Linked DNA regions of Mus musculus: region 2 is linked to region 1. Evidence: chromatin loops called from intact Hi-C (ENCODE). Cell type or tissue: left cerebral cortex. All regions are shown on one strand. Each heading gives the region's core, and the rest is flanking DNA. Links, peaks and the distances in the headings are about the cores only. Region 1 overlaps Itga11 (integrin alpha 11). Region 2 has its middle 16 kb from the start of Gm39353.

Region 1 (8,331 bases), core at 210-8,209:
GCGCATGCCTTTAATCCCAGCATTTGGGAGGCAGAGGCAGGCGGATTTCTGAGTTCGAGGCCAGCCTGGTGAGTTCCAGGACAGCCAGGACTACCAGAGACCCTGTCTCGAAAAACCAAAAAACAAAACAAAACAAAAAAAACCAAACCAGAGGCCATGGGGTCACAGGTCCCTTCTGGGCATCTCATTTACCCCAGGGGCCACTTAGTGCCTCCATGTGAGGAGGACATGGGAATCCAACAAAGGAGTCTTGTCCTGCTGTTACTAGCTGTGGGTCTCTGGGGACAGGAGGCAGAGGGGTGAGGGAAGAAAGGGCTCAGCCATTCTCATCACAGGTCTGGAGTCAGGGTGGCAGAGGGGCAGGACTCACCGACACTCTGAGCGTAGTGGGCCAGCCGTTGTCCAGCATGGGGCCGTTGTCAGGGTCCTCTAGGGAGTACTCCACGGAGAAGGCCACTGGCTTCACGTAGTCTGCAGTGTCCTGTGGGGAGAGGAGGACAGAGTTCAGAGAGGAGGGACTACAATTTCTTGGGCCAAGACTGCAGACATAGAACTTCCACCCCTCTAGGCTGGAGGACAGCAGCCTGTGGCCCTCAGGGTAAGTCCCCATGTGGATAATGGTTCTGCCAAGGTCTGCAGGTGAGAAATATGTGCCAGGTAGAAAATCAAATGCCAGTTTGGCATCCTGAAGTTTCACCACACTCCTGTTTACCCTTCAAAGTCCAACCCTCATGGAGCAGATAACTCTGTCCTTCAGGAGGCCTGGCAGGCATCTTCCTCCCTCCAGATTTGTGACTTCAGTTTCTTCCCATGTTATTGAAACCACTTAAGTATCCTTTTCTTTCTGTTTTGTGTGTGTGTGTGTGTGTGTGTGTGTGTGTGTATCCCAGGCTGGCCCCGAACATAAGCTTCCTGCTTCAACCTCCTGAGTGCTGGGACTACCACACTTTGCTAAAAAATCTACCTGTGTGTCTTTCTTTCCTAGCAAGGAAGAGTCTAGAAACCTCTAGGTGTAGCCTCGCCATTGAGGTATGGCCTTATAATGTTGAATGTATGAATGAATGAATGTATGAATTAATGAATGTATGAATGAATGAATGAGGAAGGAAAGAAGGAACATGTGATTCAGTTAGTCCTGACTATGGATGACAAGTGACTGGGGAGCTCCAAGCTGCCTAAAATCTTCCGTGCTCTAGAGCTGTGGTCAGCACACTTGGTATTTCTCATTCATTGATGGGCACTAGACCACCACCTCTCTTGGGATGCTACTGTCCCATGTGTCCACACCTCTGCCTGCTTCATGCAGTCTTCAGTCCACTCTGTTGCTCTGCCCTTTCTAGCCATGGGTGGTGCTCCCCTCATCTTCTCAAATAGCTCTCACTTCCCTGGTTTCATTCCTTCTAGGGAGGAACAGCTGGGAAGGCAGGTGGGTAGGAGAGTCATGAGGACTTTGATCTGGGGCCCGAGGCCAAGGTGAGCCATGCTGCTTCCTGGCTACCCACGGAGGGCTCAGGAGTAGCCTGATGCCCATGAGGCTCTCACTTCTACAGATGTCTCTCTACTCTGTACCCTTCTTGTAGGGCTTAGGGCCTGCTCATGGGCTCCTGGGCTCACCAGGACATGGAAGTTGATCCTTTGACAGTGTTCCTGGCCAGAGGAGAGCAGGACGGCTCTGTTGGTGAACTGGTCTCCGCCCTCGTCCAGATGTGCCCGCGGCATATACCGCCTCTCATCCATGGTTGCATTGTACCTGATGCCTGGAAGTGGGGAGAAGGCAAGACCAAGCTGGGCTTCCTCCACATCCTAGACTGTCGACCTGCTTAGCCTCTGGGCTAGCCCCATCCCTCACAGGCAGCTGGGAACCAGAAGCTTCCACGATGGGAGCAAGAACTGTGGTAAGGAAGAAGGGGCTGAAGAGGAGGAGATGTGTGAGAGGCAGGGAGGGAGGACAGAAGAGGGACACAAGCCTTGGGAGAAGGACAGGGACTGGGGTGAGGCCAGTGTTGCTCAGCTCTGCCCACAAATGACCTCCTCAGCTCTCCTCCGACACCCTGCCTCACGCTGTTGCTCTGGGCCTTCTCCTGGGGGCTTCACTCATACTGAGGATGCTTCTCAGGTTCTTGTCTGTGTTCTGTGGCTTAAGGCCCTCAGCCTTCCTCCTTTTAGCTTACAGAAGTTTGACAGAATGGCCAAGTGCCTTCTGTTCCCCATGCAGCCCTCTGGTGGCTGTGTCTTTGAATTCGTGTCCTGTTACAGATGGAACATGCAGGAAAAGTACACAGCCACTAGACTGGGACATGTCCTCTTATGCCCTCTGCCCACCACTTCTCTTTGGTCTTGTGCCTCATCACTGAAGGGGACATGACCTGTGGTCACCAATGCATCCATCACTTCCAGGGATGCCTGGTCCAGGAAGTGGGTGCCTGAATCCAGTCTGAGGTAAAAGGAGAGGACCCTTCCCTGATGGCAGCTGTGACACACTGTGTTCCCAGCTCACCCCATGGCTGGCTCGAGGTTGGTTCCCTGAGTCTGGCTGACTCCTGGCCTCCTCTCTGTACTCTACTGCCTGCCTTTTGCATCCCATTCAAAACCAAGGGATGTTCTTTTGTCCCTGCCCTTTCCCATCAGCCCTGCCCACTACCACTCTTGACCCTGCCAGGAATCCCTTGAAAGGAGAGCATCAGAGGAGACTCCAGCAGGCATCAAAGGTGTCTCAGGATGTGACCTGGTACTCAGACCCCATTTTGGAAAAGCCCCAGACTGAGAACTAGAACAATCTCGAGGCCCACAGAGAGACTGGAGCTTGGCTGACCGCCTAGGGAGGCTTGTTTACCGACGGTTGCTGTTTGGAAGTGGGGTGCCAGGAAGATGGGTATGAAGCAGAGGAAGGCGGCCAGGCAGGTGGCATCCCTGCCATTGCGCTTGCAGTCCTTGTGGAAGATGTTGATCTTGGAAGGCTCAAAGTGGAGGCTGGCGTTGATTTGAACTACAGGGCGGGCCCTGGAACAGAAAGGCAGGTGAACTAGGGCAGGGCTGGAGTTCTGACTGGGGCTGGAACCCTGGGGCTGAGGTACAGATCCAGACAGGAGTGGAGTCTATAAAACCTGCCTAGAGGGTGCAGTGTGATGGCCGGGACAGAGAGAGTTCAGGAAGCTACAAGAGAGGGAGGGAGGGAGGGAGGGAGGGAGGGAGGGAGGGAGGGAGGGAGAGAGAGAGAGAGAGAGAGAGAGAGAGAGAGAGAGAGAGAGAGAGAGAGAGAAAAGGGTCAGGGATCTGCACAGCCTGATCTCCTGGTGAGGACTCCTGCCTTCCCTTCATCCTTCCTGGCAGGCCCGATTTATACTTGAATCCACTAGAGGGAGGGGCTGGGGAGATAGCTCAGGGGTGCATTTTCAGAGAGACCTGGATTTGTTTTCCAGAGCCAACATATGTGGCAGCTCACAACCACCTGTAACTACAGTTCTAGGAGGATCTGGCACCCTCTTCTGGCCGTCATGGGCATCAGGATGCACGTGGTACACAGACAGATGTGCAGACAAAACATTCATAAAGTAAGAATTAGAAAGAAGAAAGAAAGTATTGGGAGCTGGACTGACCCAGGCTTTCTCAGAGCCCCCCTGAGAGGATAGAAGGCTAGCTCTGTGCCTGTGCTCAGGAGCAGACTTGGCAAGGCCAGCCTGGGGCTGAGGCCAGAGCTTTGAAGGAGTTAAGGTTTCAGTTCCTGGGAACTTGGCTGTTCCCCGTGAAGAGACTGGAGTCAACAGTCCCTAGGCTGCTGTGTGCTGCGATGCTCTGGAGATACCCAGCGTTCCCTTTGTGCAGCTTTGCTTGGTCAGCTTCCCGCTGAATGCATCCCATTTATGATGGTTCCTTATGACTTTGTTCCATATCTCTCCCTGAAAATAGTATATAAAACACTATATTTCCAAATAAGCTTGCTTGGTGTGATGGTTTGTATGTACTTGGGCTAGGGAACGGCACTCGTAGGAAATGTGGCCTCTTTGGAGTAGATGTGTCACTGTGGGTGTGGGCTTTAATACTCTCGTGTCCTAGCTGCCTGGAAGTCAGTCTTCTCCTAACTGCCTTTGGAACAAACAGTGGAACTCTCTGCTCCTCCACTCTTCCAGCACCACGCCTGCCTGGACACTGCTGTGCTCCCACCTTGATGATAATGGACTGAGCCTCTGAACCTGTAAACCAGCCCCAATTAAATGTTGTCCTTATAAGAGTTGCCTTGGTCGTGCTGTCTGTTCACAGCAGTAAAACCCTAACTAAGACACTTGACAAAGATATCATTTGTGCAAGACCTCCCAACCCCAAACTTCCCTGTCTCCTTATTTTCTGATCCCCTGCCTTATCTTGTTCTCTCTCTCTCAGAACCTATCACTGAAGAGCAACCTTCTGGTCCAGATCTGGAAGGAACAGTTGAGCGAAGCAAAGAGAAAAGCAAGAGAGCGAAACAAACCCCACGCTGGGTACAGAGTCTCGGTTGGTAGAGTGCTTGCCTGGTGTGCAGGAAGCTCTTGATATCCAGCACCAAATAAACAAGGTGAGGTGGGGAGACAAAGGCAGGAGGACCAGAAGTTCCAGCCATCCTTGGCTTCAGAGTGAGTTTACAAAGGAACAGAAAAGGCCTCCATGCCCAGGCTGCACCCCAGGTCACACTAGACTGAGCGAGACACGAACATGCTCTAAAGCTGTGTCTCAAGTTTTAATCTGCGTGCACCACTACCACCTGCAGACATCTTTTACAGCTCAGAGTCAGATGCAGTCAGTTGGCACAGGCTCTGCAAGGCTAATGAGCTCTGGAGTGAAGTTGAGTGGGAGATACACAGAGCACAATTGAGTGGGAAAGACTGGAAGTGCAGCCAGGAGGACCTGAAAGTAGCACTGAGTGACGGAAAGTTGGCTGCTTTTTCTTTCTTCTTCACTTTTTAAGTTAATGCAGAAAACCTAAATGATGACTTTAATCTCAGCAACATATATTTAAAAAGCTCCAATCAGCCAGTCTTTAATCTCAGCAGAGGCAGGTAGATCTCTGTGAGCTCGATCGAGACCAGCCGTGTCTACATAGTGAGTTCCAGGCTAACCAGGACTACATCTAAAAGTAGCAGCACACAAGAAGATGCATAGGCTTTTCTCAAACACTGATATGGAACCACACATGAGAAGGAAATGAGACCCAGGGGTTGGGAGAAAGAAACCCCCTAATCCACATCCATTCTCCCGCACAGGAGGGGAGGAGAATGCTTCTAGGAGGGGCTCAATAAGTTCTCTAAGTAGCCTGGGAGGCAGGAGTGGGACAGAAGCTGCAGGGAGCAGGGCTCAGGAAAAATTCTGAGGGTTGGAAACAGAAAGTGATCTCCAGTCTTAGAACTCCACCGAGGATAGAGAGTAGGACTCCAGGACCACACGGGCTGGGAGGGGCTCAGGGTTCATTTGGGTGACAGTAGTCAGAATCAAGAGGCAGAGACCCTGCAGCAGACCTTTGGAACCCTCTATTCAGTTAACCCTCAGGAGAGCCCTCCAGTTAGAAAAAGTAGGGAACCAACCACAAAACCACAGCGTTGCCCAGGGCGCCCACTGCTAGGTCCACAAGCCCATCCTCATTGAGGTCCAGTTGTCCGTGGATGCTGCAGCCAAAATGCTGCAGGCCAGGAGCCAGCTCCGAGGCTGTTATTCTCTGCAGGGACAAGAGAGAAAGGGTGTGTGTACTGTGAGCCAGGTTAGCTCCAGCGGGGACAGACATAATCCTGAGCTCTGAGACTCTGATGAGGCACCTGGGAAATCCTTACCTTTAAAGTCACTGTTTTGGATGAAAATGTGTCTCAAAATATAACCCAACAAGGCTTGATGGCTCACACTTACAATCCCAGTACTTTAGAGGTAGAAATTTCTGATCATGAATTCAAGACTGGCATGGCCTTGCCTCAAAAAACAAAACAAAAACAAAAACAAAACAAAACAAAACAAAACAAACAAAACAAACAAAAAACAACCAAGGGCTTGAAGGTGAAACTGAGTGGCGTGGTGTTTACCTGGAAGGTGCAAGACCCTAACACTGATCCTCAGCACCGTAAAAAATAAAATAAAGTACTTGTTCCATGTCAATGTATACTACCTGGCAGATAACAAATCCCCTGTCATCTCTGACCTGGGTGTATTTATTTGATTACCTTACTAATAAAATGTGTAGGCAAATTCTCGAGACTAGATACAACCATTTAGATCATTAGCTCACAACTGTAGGTACCTACACTGGGCTCTAACAACAACCAGCCAGGGAATGTGTGTGTGTGGGGGGTGTCTCAGGGGCCTACCCTTTATCACTGCACTATTATCTACTGATAGATTCTTGGAAAGAGGGACTCATTGTCTTTTAGTTGCATATCCACTGTTGAACCACCAGGCTCCAACATGTAGTTCCCATGGTCACACAGTTGGCCCTGGGTAATATTAGTCGGGGTTCCCAAAACAAAACAGACATGTATGTGTGAGAGATGTGTGTGTGTGTGTGTGTGTGTGTGTGTGTACAGAGGTGGTAGGTGGATCTCTGTTTGAGGACAGCAAGGGCCATGTAAGTCAACCTTTCTTCAAACAAACAAACAAACAACAAAAAACTCCATTCCTGCGCGCACACATACACACACACACACACACACACACACACACACACACATACACACACACACACACACACACACACACACAGAAAAAAGAAAACAGAGAACAGAAAAAGAGAGAAAGTGGAGTTGGAGGGATGGCTTAGTGGTTAGAACACTTGCTCTTCTGACAGAGAACCTAGATTTGATTTCCAGCACCTACATGGCACTTCATAGCCATCTTTCAGATGACAGTCCATAGCCATTTCTAACTCCAGTTGCATGGAATCTAACACCCCCATGGGCACCAGGCACATGCATTCATTTAGACATCACTCATACATAAAATAAATAAATCTAAAACAAAACCAAACCCAAAAAGTACTGGGCCCTTGCAGAGGACCTAGGTATGATTCCTGGCTCACAATGGTTTATCACTCCAGTTCTGAGGAAGTCAATGTTCTCCTGACCTCCTTGGGCACTACAAACACATGCAATGCAGGGGAAACATCTGTCTATAGAATTTCTTTTTCTTTAAAGAGAAAAGAAATTTTAAAAAGTGTTGGCAAATTTGTGTTGGATGAGAAGCTGAGACTCGAAAGATCTCTTTGTAGTAAAAATGGAACCCAGGTAGGAGCGGTCCAGGCCCAGCGGTTCCTGTCGGGGTAGTGATGTTTGGTGCCTGGGATTTTCATCTGGACTGATGTGGAAAAGATAAAGGTGTGTATGAGGACAGGATAGGGAAGTGCTAGACATACAATGCACCCATAGCAATATTTCCATGGGAGATAGGACAGGCAGGATCCTTCCTGTAGGAGGCCATGACAGGAAACAGAAGCACAGGAGTTCATGGGCGCTGCTCAGACTCTCCTGCTTTCTGCTCTACCCGGTCTCCCCACCACAGAGCCCCACCTGCATGGGCTTCTTCAGGATATTGGTTTGGAAGCCATGGAAGATGTAGATGGCCCCTCTGTGGCTGTCCTCCAGAGGGGCCCCCACCACCACATCATTGTAGGAATCTTGGTTGAGGTCTTGAACAGAGGCGATGCAGGACCCGAACCGGGCGTTCTGGTAGCTGTGGGAATCCTTCAGAGTGCCATTATAAACAAACCGGTTCTGTAAAAACCAAGGCCAGGGAGAGGCTGAGGAACAGCCTGTACCAAGTGGACTCTCTCCATTCCATCTTCCAGAACCCATCCTGATGACAGGAGCCCAGATACTAGAGCTCTGGGCAGAGAGGCTTCTGCCCGTCCCAGCTGGCTCCTGCAGGTGGTACCCGCCCTCCCAGGAACCTGGGTTCCCTTGAGGTTAACCAAGTCAGAGCAGGGCTCTGATGCCCCGAAGAGCTGGCTGGACCCTCCCGGCCACAGTACCTGTCTCAGGTTGTAGACATACACCTTGCCTCGCTCTCGGCCCTCGCTGAAGTACATGGGTGCACCCACCAGCAGCACATCTGTCACTCTGTCATCATTGACGTCCACTGAGGTAATCTCACTCCCAAAGTAGGAGCCTATCTGCGGCACACCATGGGAGAAGGATGGAGCGGGGTCCCCAATACTTAACTTTAATTGTGTTTATTTATTCTTCTGAGCAGCAATACGTTCTAGTGACAAAACCCAGAAATATTATAATGGCAAGAAAGGAAACTACAAAGAAGTATGAAGATTAAAAAAAAAAGTTACTTTTAGTCTCAACCCTCAGCCCCAGCCAGCAGGTGGGTTAACTGTAT
Region 2 (8,331 bases), core at 287-8,286, 130 kb after region 1:
GGGAAGGGAAGGGAAGGGAAGGGAAAGAGGAGAATATGGGAACTCTGCCCTGGAATGCAGTATGGGAGTCTCTTTAGAAGCTAAGCAGGCAGCTAATGTATGACCCAGCAGCTCATTCCTAGACATTTATCCCAGAAAAACGAAGCATTCCACTCACAAGCTGTATGTGGATATTTAGTACAGTTTTATTTGTAATAACTCCAAACTAGACACGGCCTAGGCATCCTCTATCAGGAGCAAGGTTAAGTAAACTGTGGTACATCCATATCATGGATTACTACTTAACCACAAAAAAGAAGTAAGGACGGCTACACGAGACAAGTGGCTGAATCTCCGGAGAGTGATGTTGAGTGGAAGAAGTCAAGACACTTGTCAATACGGAAGGTGATACAGTGAATGGTCCCAATTACAGCATTCTTCAAATGACAGAGAATAGAAATGGAGACTCTGTCCAGGAGATAATGGGGACAAGAAAGGAGATGATATGTCTATAAAGGGCATACATTGTGTGAGATTCTTGCAGATGGACATATCCTATATCTTAACCATACAATGCCAGAATCCTGCTTGAGATGTCTTACTATAATAAAACAGATGGTAGCTGTGATGTTCTGCTATGACTATACAGGATGGTAGGTGTGATGTCCTACTATGATTATACAGATGGTAGCTGTGATGTCCAACTATGATTATACAGATGGTAGGTGTGATGTCCTACTATGACCATACAGAATGGTAGCTGTGATGTCCTACTATGATTATACAGATGGTAGCTGTGATGTCCTACTATGACTATACAGATGGTAGCTGTGATGTCCAACTATGATTATACAGATGGTAGGTGTGATGTCCTACTATGACCACACAGGATGGCAGCTGTGATGTCCTACTATGATTATAGAGGATGGCAGCTGTGATGTCCTACTATGACCATACAGGATGGCAGCTGTGATGTCCTACTATAGTAATTCAGGACGGTAGTGCTGGGAAGCTGAGCAACTGCTACAGTGGGATGTCTTCGTGTTATTTTTCACAGCTGCACATTAATCTTCTCATCTCACAGTTCCTGGATCAAGACAGTGTTGAGTAAGGTAATTTAAAAGGCAAAGACTCCATGCTGGCTTAATAAGAGCTTCTGTAAAAGGGAAAGAAGAATGTGATGTAAATCTATTTACTCAAAATATGCTTTTAAATGTTAACAAAATCAGATAAATTGAAATTATTATCTTTCCATATCATAATGCAATAAAACTTTTAAAAAAATCTGCCATGGTTGCAAGTGTTGCCTATGGTCATAGCTTCTAGTACTGACTGGGAGCTATGGACCCCAGTGTGTCTTAATGGAACCAGGACCTCTGTTGAACCTCAACTTTCCCATTTACTAAGCCACTGGCCTTTGGCAGTTCACTTGTAACTCAGTCCTTTGGCCTAACCTTTTCCATTCCTCTGCTGTTACAGATGGGCCAATTTGTCCTTGCTGTCCATGTGTGAGCACTATGTCAAGCTCTGACTATTCAGGGACTTGCCACCCCAGTATGGATGGTAGCAGGCAGATAATGACAGCCTTATTTAAGCTTCCACTTCCTACTTTCTCAAGAGCTATCAGAAAGGGCAATCTGTTTTCTTCTGTGGCCTTACATTTGAAGAGTGATTTGGAAGACTGAAGAGATGGATCATTCAGTAAAGTGTGGTCCTTTCAAGCGTGAGCACCCGGGCTTGACTCCCAGAACCTACCTAAGAATCCTAGGCATGACGGCACATGCTTACAATCTCAGCACTATGGAGGCAGAGACAAGCAAATTCCGGGGGATCAAAGGTCAGCCAGCTTAGCCATGGCATTGAAGCCAGTGAGAAACCCTGTTTCCAAATACCATAGCAGATGATGTCCTGAGAAACCACATCCAAGGTTATCATCTGGCCTACACACACACACACACACACACACACACACACACACACACACAGCACAAACACAACCATACACTCACATATACTTGTACACACACATATACACAGATACACAATCATACTCTTACATACATTCATACACTTGTACACACACTTATAGACACACACACAAATACACTCACATGATTACACACATATACACACAAACATACATTCACAAACACACACAAAAATAGACATACAGACATGTAAATACACATACACACTGTAGTTTGGAAATTGCTGATGTCTTCCCCAGCTAATGGAAGAAGCAGTAACCTGACTGTTAGAACTTCTGGGTCCAGCCAGACCTGAAGCCAGCCTTGGAGTATCCTTTTTTATTTAATCTAATTTGAATGAAGTTTGCCTTAGTCAGGGTCTCTATTCCTGCACAAACATCATGACCAAGAAGCAAGCTGGGAAAGAAAGGGTTTATTTGGCTTACACTTCCATGCTGCTGTTCATCACCAAAGGAAGTCAGGACTGGAACTCAGGCAGGTCAGGAAGCAGGAGCTGATGCACAGGCCATGGAGGGATGTTCCTTACTAGCTTGCCTCCTCTGGCTTGCTCAGCCTGCTCTCTTATAGAATCCAAGACAGCCAGTCCAGAGATGGTCTCACCCACAAAGGGCCCTTCCCCCTTGATCACTAATTGAGAAAATGCCTTACAGTTGTATCTCATGGAGGCATTTCCTCAACTGAAGCTCCTTTCTCTGTGGTAACTCCAGCTGTGTCAAGTTGACACAAAACTAGCCAGTACAAAGTTTCTGCTCCTGGCACCTGAAAAATTAGAGAACTTTATTTCCTGTAACTCCGCTGAGACTGCTTCATGACCTCTGAGATAGGTGTGGTAATGCCTTCAGTCTCACCACATGATTGTGCACGGACAGATCATACAAATCTATGTTCCTTTCCTGTAGAGTCATGGAGATTAGAATGGAAAAGACCTAAAGGAGAGGACCTTAAGGGCATCTAACTGCCCAAGCAGTAATTTGGGTCTTATGGTAGGTAGAATAACCCATCCATCCATCCATCCATCCATCCATCCACCCACCCACCCACTCATCTATCTATCTATCTATCTATCTATCTCTCTATCTAAGACCTCATGTAGCCCAGGCTGGCTCATACTTACTGTGTAGCTGAGGATGACCTTGAACTCCGGATCCTTCTGCCTGTTTGTTCCAAATGCTGGGATTGTAAGCATGCACCTCTATGTCTGATTTCTATGGTGCTGGGGATAGAACTCAGAGCTTCATGTATGCAAGCACTGTACCACTGAACTACATCCCCAAGCCCCACAAAACTTAAAAAATAAATATCCCCTCTCTCCCTCCCTCCCTCTCTCCCTCCCTCCCCCTCTCTTCTGTGTGCTTCTCTCTCTCTCTCTCTCTCTCTCTCTCTCTCTCTCTCTCTGTGTGTGTGTGTGTGTGTGTGTGTGTGTGTGTGTGTGAGAGAGAGAGAGAGAGAGAGAGAGAGAGAGAGAGAGAGAGGCAGCCGGCAGGAGGTGGGACACACATGTGTCATGGTATTTGCATGCCAATCAGAGGACACCTTTCAGGAGTTAGCTCTCACCTTTCACCTTGTTTTTTTTTTTTTTTTTTTTTTTTTTGAGGCAGGGTCGATCTTGTTTAGCACACTCCAAGCTGATTGGCCCTCAAGCTTCCAGCTGATTCTCTTGTCTCTGCCTCCCACACGGTAGCAGGAGTGTTGGGAGCTCAGGTGAGCACCATCCTTTCTCTGTTATGCTCTGGATGAGCATCAAGCTCTATGCTGGTTACAGGGTGAACTTGGGCTGTCAAGTTTGCCAGGCAAGTGCTTTCACAGCTAAGCCATCTCCTGAGACCCTACAACTTCCATTTTTAATTATGTGATGTGGTTGGGATAGGGCATAAGAAAAACATATCTTATAAGAGGCTTGTAGTTTGACAACAGGGGTACTGAGCACTCTAAGAATTCTCTAAGCAGTTTCTTTTTTCAAAAGGAAGATATTTTTATTTAGTTTTCAAGAATTTCATAGAAACAATGTATTTTGATCTTATTCACCCTTCCATGGATACAATGTATTTTGATCACATTCACCCTTCTTTTCCCTCCCCTTAACTTTTCTCTCACCCTCTTCCACTTTTGTGTGCTTTAAAAAAAAACAAAAACAAAACAAAACAAAACAAAAAACAAACAAAAAAAAAAAAAACCCAGCCGAACAGTGGTGGCGCACGGGCTTGCTCTTGTGCAGGTCAAATACAGGCAACCGCGGCCACCTTGAGTCCGTGAGCGCAGCTTCCTGCCATGTCCAGAAGACACTGTTCTGCTCCAGCCCTCCTTGACAGCAGGCTCGTACAGTCTGAGATGGCCCCTGAGCCTGGGGAAGGGTGTGACATAGGTGCCCCACTTGTGACTGAGCACCCTATAAGCACTTAATCTGCAGCCAGCCATTCAGGGAAAGTAATGTGCCTAAGAGGATGTAAAGGTGTGGGGCGAGTGGATTTGAGAGCTCTTCTCCTTTGTACAAGCTCCTGAGTGACTTGGTGCCATACCTTTGGAACTGTCACACTCTCAACTCAAAAGGAGAAGGCACAGTGGCAAGGAGGCACTGCAGTGCTTGCTGTGGCCACCGAATAGGGGCAGGATGGGCCACTTGTCCCCTGGAGGTTGTTGAGGAAAGGCAGCCAGTCTGGGCTCCTGGAGGTTGGCTCATAAGGTGGGTTCCTTAGAACCAAAGGGATCCCACGTTCAAGTGCATTGGGTCATCTGAGGGCAGGCTCCTTCCATGTCAGAGGACAGCGCCTGGCCTTCTGAGCTAGGATCCTACTGTCAGTCACACCATGGCTGGTACCTTTCTGAGGAAGGAGGAAGCATTGTCAGAGAGGTGGACAACTGTGACCAGAGCTGACACTCCTGTGTTCCTAGATTCCTAGTACAGCTCAGATAAACACCCAGAGCCTTTGGAATGTCACCCACCTTCCCACAGCCCTCCCTCCAGCCCCCCACACATGAAGATGAAGTATTTTTAGCTGTGCTCATTTGCAGTCTGTTTCTCTAGACGGTTGCATAAGTGGCTTGGCGGGGATGGTGAGCTGCATCAGTGGATGGTAAAGCCATTGACTCTGGGGGTGCAGCCAGTGTGGCTTGGTGGGGTTGGCAGGGTTCAGGCCCCTCTCTACATAGAAGGAAAACCTGACGCATGCCAGGGAGGCGAAGTGAAGTCATCCTGGCTGATTTACGGTGAGGAATAACACCCGAGCTCTCCAGCTGCTCCTATCCTTTGATGGTTTTGGAATCATAGAACATTAAACTCTGAGAAGGACCCCTGAATGCAGACCAACTGGCTGCCCTGGGCAATGTAAAGGTTCAGAACTGAGTCTCAGAGCAGTCCAGGACAAGGGCAGGGTTTTGGGAAGCAGACTCTCTTCCATCATGCTGTCCCCCTCCCTGCCCCCACCCCCGCATGCTCCATGTTAGCCTCCCACCAGCACTTTGGGCTGGGGCTGTAAACATTGTTTTTATGAATAAGGCTACAAGCTCGGCTCATAGAGCCAAGGCAAGCCACAGAGCAGGAGCTGAGAGCAGACCTTGGGTCCACCCTCTTCCTTGTTTTTCTCCATCTTCAGGGGGAACTGGGATAAACCTCCTACCCATCTGTAAAAGAACGGGTCAAAGTATAGAGAAAGATTGACTCTGGGGATCTGGGTTGTAAATGGGACATCTGTATCATACCCTCTCCTCTAGAGGCTCAGAGAGCATGTTGAAAGATAGCAAGTGCCAGATGTCAAGGACAGTTGGGGTGAAATAGTGCCTTCTGGATAGGACTGGACCACAGTAGCCATGAACTCACAACAGCTGTGGTTGACTGTACAAGACTCATGCAAGATCAAGCCAGTCAACATTCCAGCAGGAGCCCCACTCCCAGCCTAGGAGACATTGATAGTTAATGGATACCAGGAGAGGGAAAAGGGAAGGGGGAGTGGGAGGGGGAGAGGGAGAGGGCGAGCTTCCTTTAAGGGTATGTGGTCAGTCTCTTAATGGACGGCCCCACACCCACATGTATGTGGGCAACACAAATGGGTTTAGCAAAAAAGCAAAAAAGGACTTGAAGTTGGGAGGGAGCATGGGGGATGAAGGAATGGTCCTGGGAGGAGTAGGAGGTGGGGGAGGTGACACAGACAGACACTCATGGATAAACAATAAAATAAAATGTAAAATCACTAACCAGTAAACTGTCCTTTGTCAACTTGACATATAACCACATCGCTCTAAGTCATATCTTTCTGCCTTATGTCCCCAAAGTCTCAAGTTAATATCATGATACTTAAATTGCGTTGTCAGGTATTTTGGCCACAGCAGTGAGAAGAACAACTAATATAGAATCCCGGCGAGAGGGAAAGAAAAACCATAAAATCAGATTTGTTCCTATAATAGAAAAATATCCACTAGCTGAGATTTTTTGGAAGGAGGAAACATGAAGAGAGGGCACATGAGTCAAACTTCTTCCAATTGCCAGCATTGAAGCCCCACAGGAAGCTTCCGACCAAGGAACCTTGGATGCCACCGCTGGTGAGGATGCTGAGCATTCAGCCTGCCAGCTTCACGCCTGCCTCCTTCCTGTGGAAACAGCCACCCTCACTGCCCAGAGCCCCGTGTCTCCGCAGGCACTAGGAGTAAGGAGAGTTGGCTGAAGTCATGCCCTCCCTGCCAGCCTGCTTCCCTCTCTGCAGAATGGGGGTGGGGGTGGGAGTGGGGGGTGAGGGTGGGGGCCTCAACCAAATGTTCTTGAGATCCTGTCTGCACGGATGGAGCTTGTCATGCATTGGTGTGAGGAAGCAGAACTGGTTGCTCTGAAAGCCTTCTGTTGCTCAGGCTGTTTGCCATGTCTCAGGGGCGTGCTTTCCTGCCGCCTGGAGAATACTGAACTTGGCAGACGCTGGAGTTCAAAGATGGGGTAGAAGTTCTGACTTGGGAAGAACCAGAGACGTGTGTGTGTGTGTGTGTGTGTGTGTGTGTATGTGTGCTTTACTCTTTTGTTGTTGTGAAGAGACACCATAACAAAAGCAGCTTATAAAAGAAAGCATTTAATACGGCGGCTTGCATGGTACCAGGTAGGAAGGCACAGGGCTGGAGCAGTAACTAAATGCTTATATCTGACCCACAAGAGGGATGGAGGCAAAGAGACTAACACTGGACCTGGTGTAGGCTTTTAACACACGTCTTCCATCAAGGCCACACCTCCTAATCCTTTCTAAAAAGTCCACCAACTAGGAACCAGATATTCGAATATATGAGCTTATGGGGTCCATTCTCTTTTATACCACAACTGTGTGTGTGTGTGTGTGTGTGTGTGTGTGTGTGTGTGTGTGTGTGTGTGCATTTGCACATGTATAGGCCAGAGATCATGTTTAATGTCCTCTGTTGCTCTGTATCCCCCACATACATGTAACACAGGTGCGTATGCTTGTACATGTATTTGTCAGAGGACAACTTGACAAATCACTGAATTGGTTGAGTTCCTCCTCCTACCAGCTTTGTATGGTGGAAAGCTGGTGGTTTTTGGAGAATGGGAAGTGTGGGTCTCCTATAATGTAGACTCCCAGAATTGAACTCCAGTCACTTGTCTGGGCCACAGTGCTTGTGACTTTAGACTGAGCTGTCTAGCAAGCTCTTTACCTTATGTTTTGAGACATGAGCTCAGTGAACTCAGAGCTCACCAATTGGCTACATTGGCTGGCCAATGAACTCTAGATATGCTCCGGTCTCTGTCCCCTCCTGTCCCCAAACGGGGTACAGCTATGAGCTGCTATGCCAGGCTTGCACATAGGTGCTGGGGATCTGAACTCTGGCCCTCACGCTTACACAGCCATCCCCTTCCTCACTGAGCCATTTCCTCATCCCCAGGGGAGGGCTTTGAGAAGACGTGGCATCAAAGTTGGACACCGTATAGGTGACTACCTGCTTGGGTTGGTTCAGAAGAGGGAGATAGACCAGATGCAGCAAGATAAGGCAGATGTAGGGAGTGGACCAGATGCAGAGAGATAGTCCAGATGCGGGAGATAAGCCAAATGCAGGGAAATGGACCAGATGGCAACTATAAAACTCCCCATTTATGACTTTAGGAGAGCTTGCTAGCAAATTTTCACTTCCTGTGGGCATGTCACACCTTGTTCCATCCATACTTCCCTTTCTCCATAAAACACCAGCTTCCCACCATCCAAGGCTGCCAGTAGGAGGGACTTAACCAGTTAAGCTCTTTTACCTGGAGCCCTCAGTTGACAGAGAGGGCAGGATGAGGGCTGGATGAGAGGTTCTGACCCCTCTGGCAGGTTCAGGCCTACAGAGTCACCTAACAAGATCACTGACTGAACCCAACACACCTGTCGCGGGAGGTCACAGG

What was found. Peaks named below come from ENCODE experiments on the same cell type or tissue, not always from the same donor. Only the 100,000 strongest peaks of a DNase experiment are listed, where the experiment ranks them.
Region 2: a loop joins it to region 1, with 2.9 times the contacts of the local background. A loop is called at or near these places in 2 of 42 quality-filtered maps.

The regions. Positions count from the first base shown.
Region 1 is chr9:62,754,957-62,763,287 of GRCm38, reverse strand. Itga11 (integrin alpha 11) reads right to left here. Exons shown (of 30, transcript NM_176922.5): 13 at 7,976-8,116; 14 at 7,515-7,718; 15 at 5,553-5,683; 16 at 2,834-3,000; 17 at 1,615-1,757; 18 at 371-481. Among named protein-coding and RNA genes, the nearest start is that of Fem1b, 53 kb to the left of the region's middle. In left cerebral cortex, for the core only: CTCF peaks have their summits at 2,228 (motif pointing left), 3,490 (motif pointing left) and 4,824; DNase peaks (open chromatin) are centred at 4,055 and 4,815; H3K27ac peaks cover 1,851 bases.
Region 2 is chr9:62,629,252-62,637,582 of GRCm38, reverse strand. No RefSeq gene overlaps it. Among named protein-coding and RNA genes, the nearest start is that of Gm39353, 16 kb to the left of the region's middle. In left cerebral cortex, for the core only: a CTCF peak has its summit at 4,556; DNase peaks (open chromatin) are centred at 4,973, 6,542 and 6,777; H3K27ac peaks cover 2,154 bases.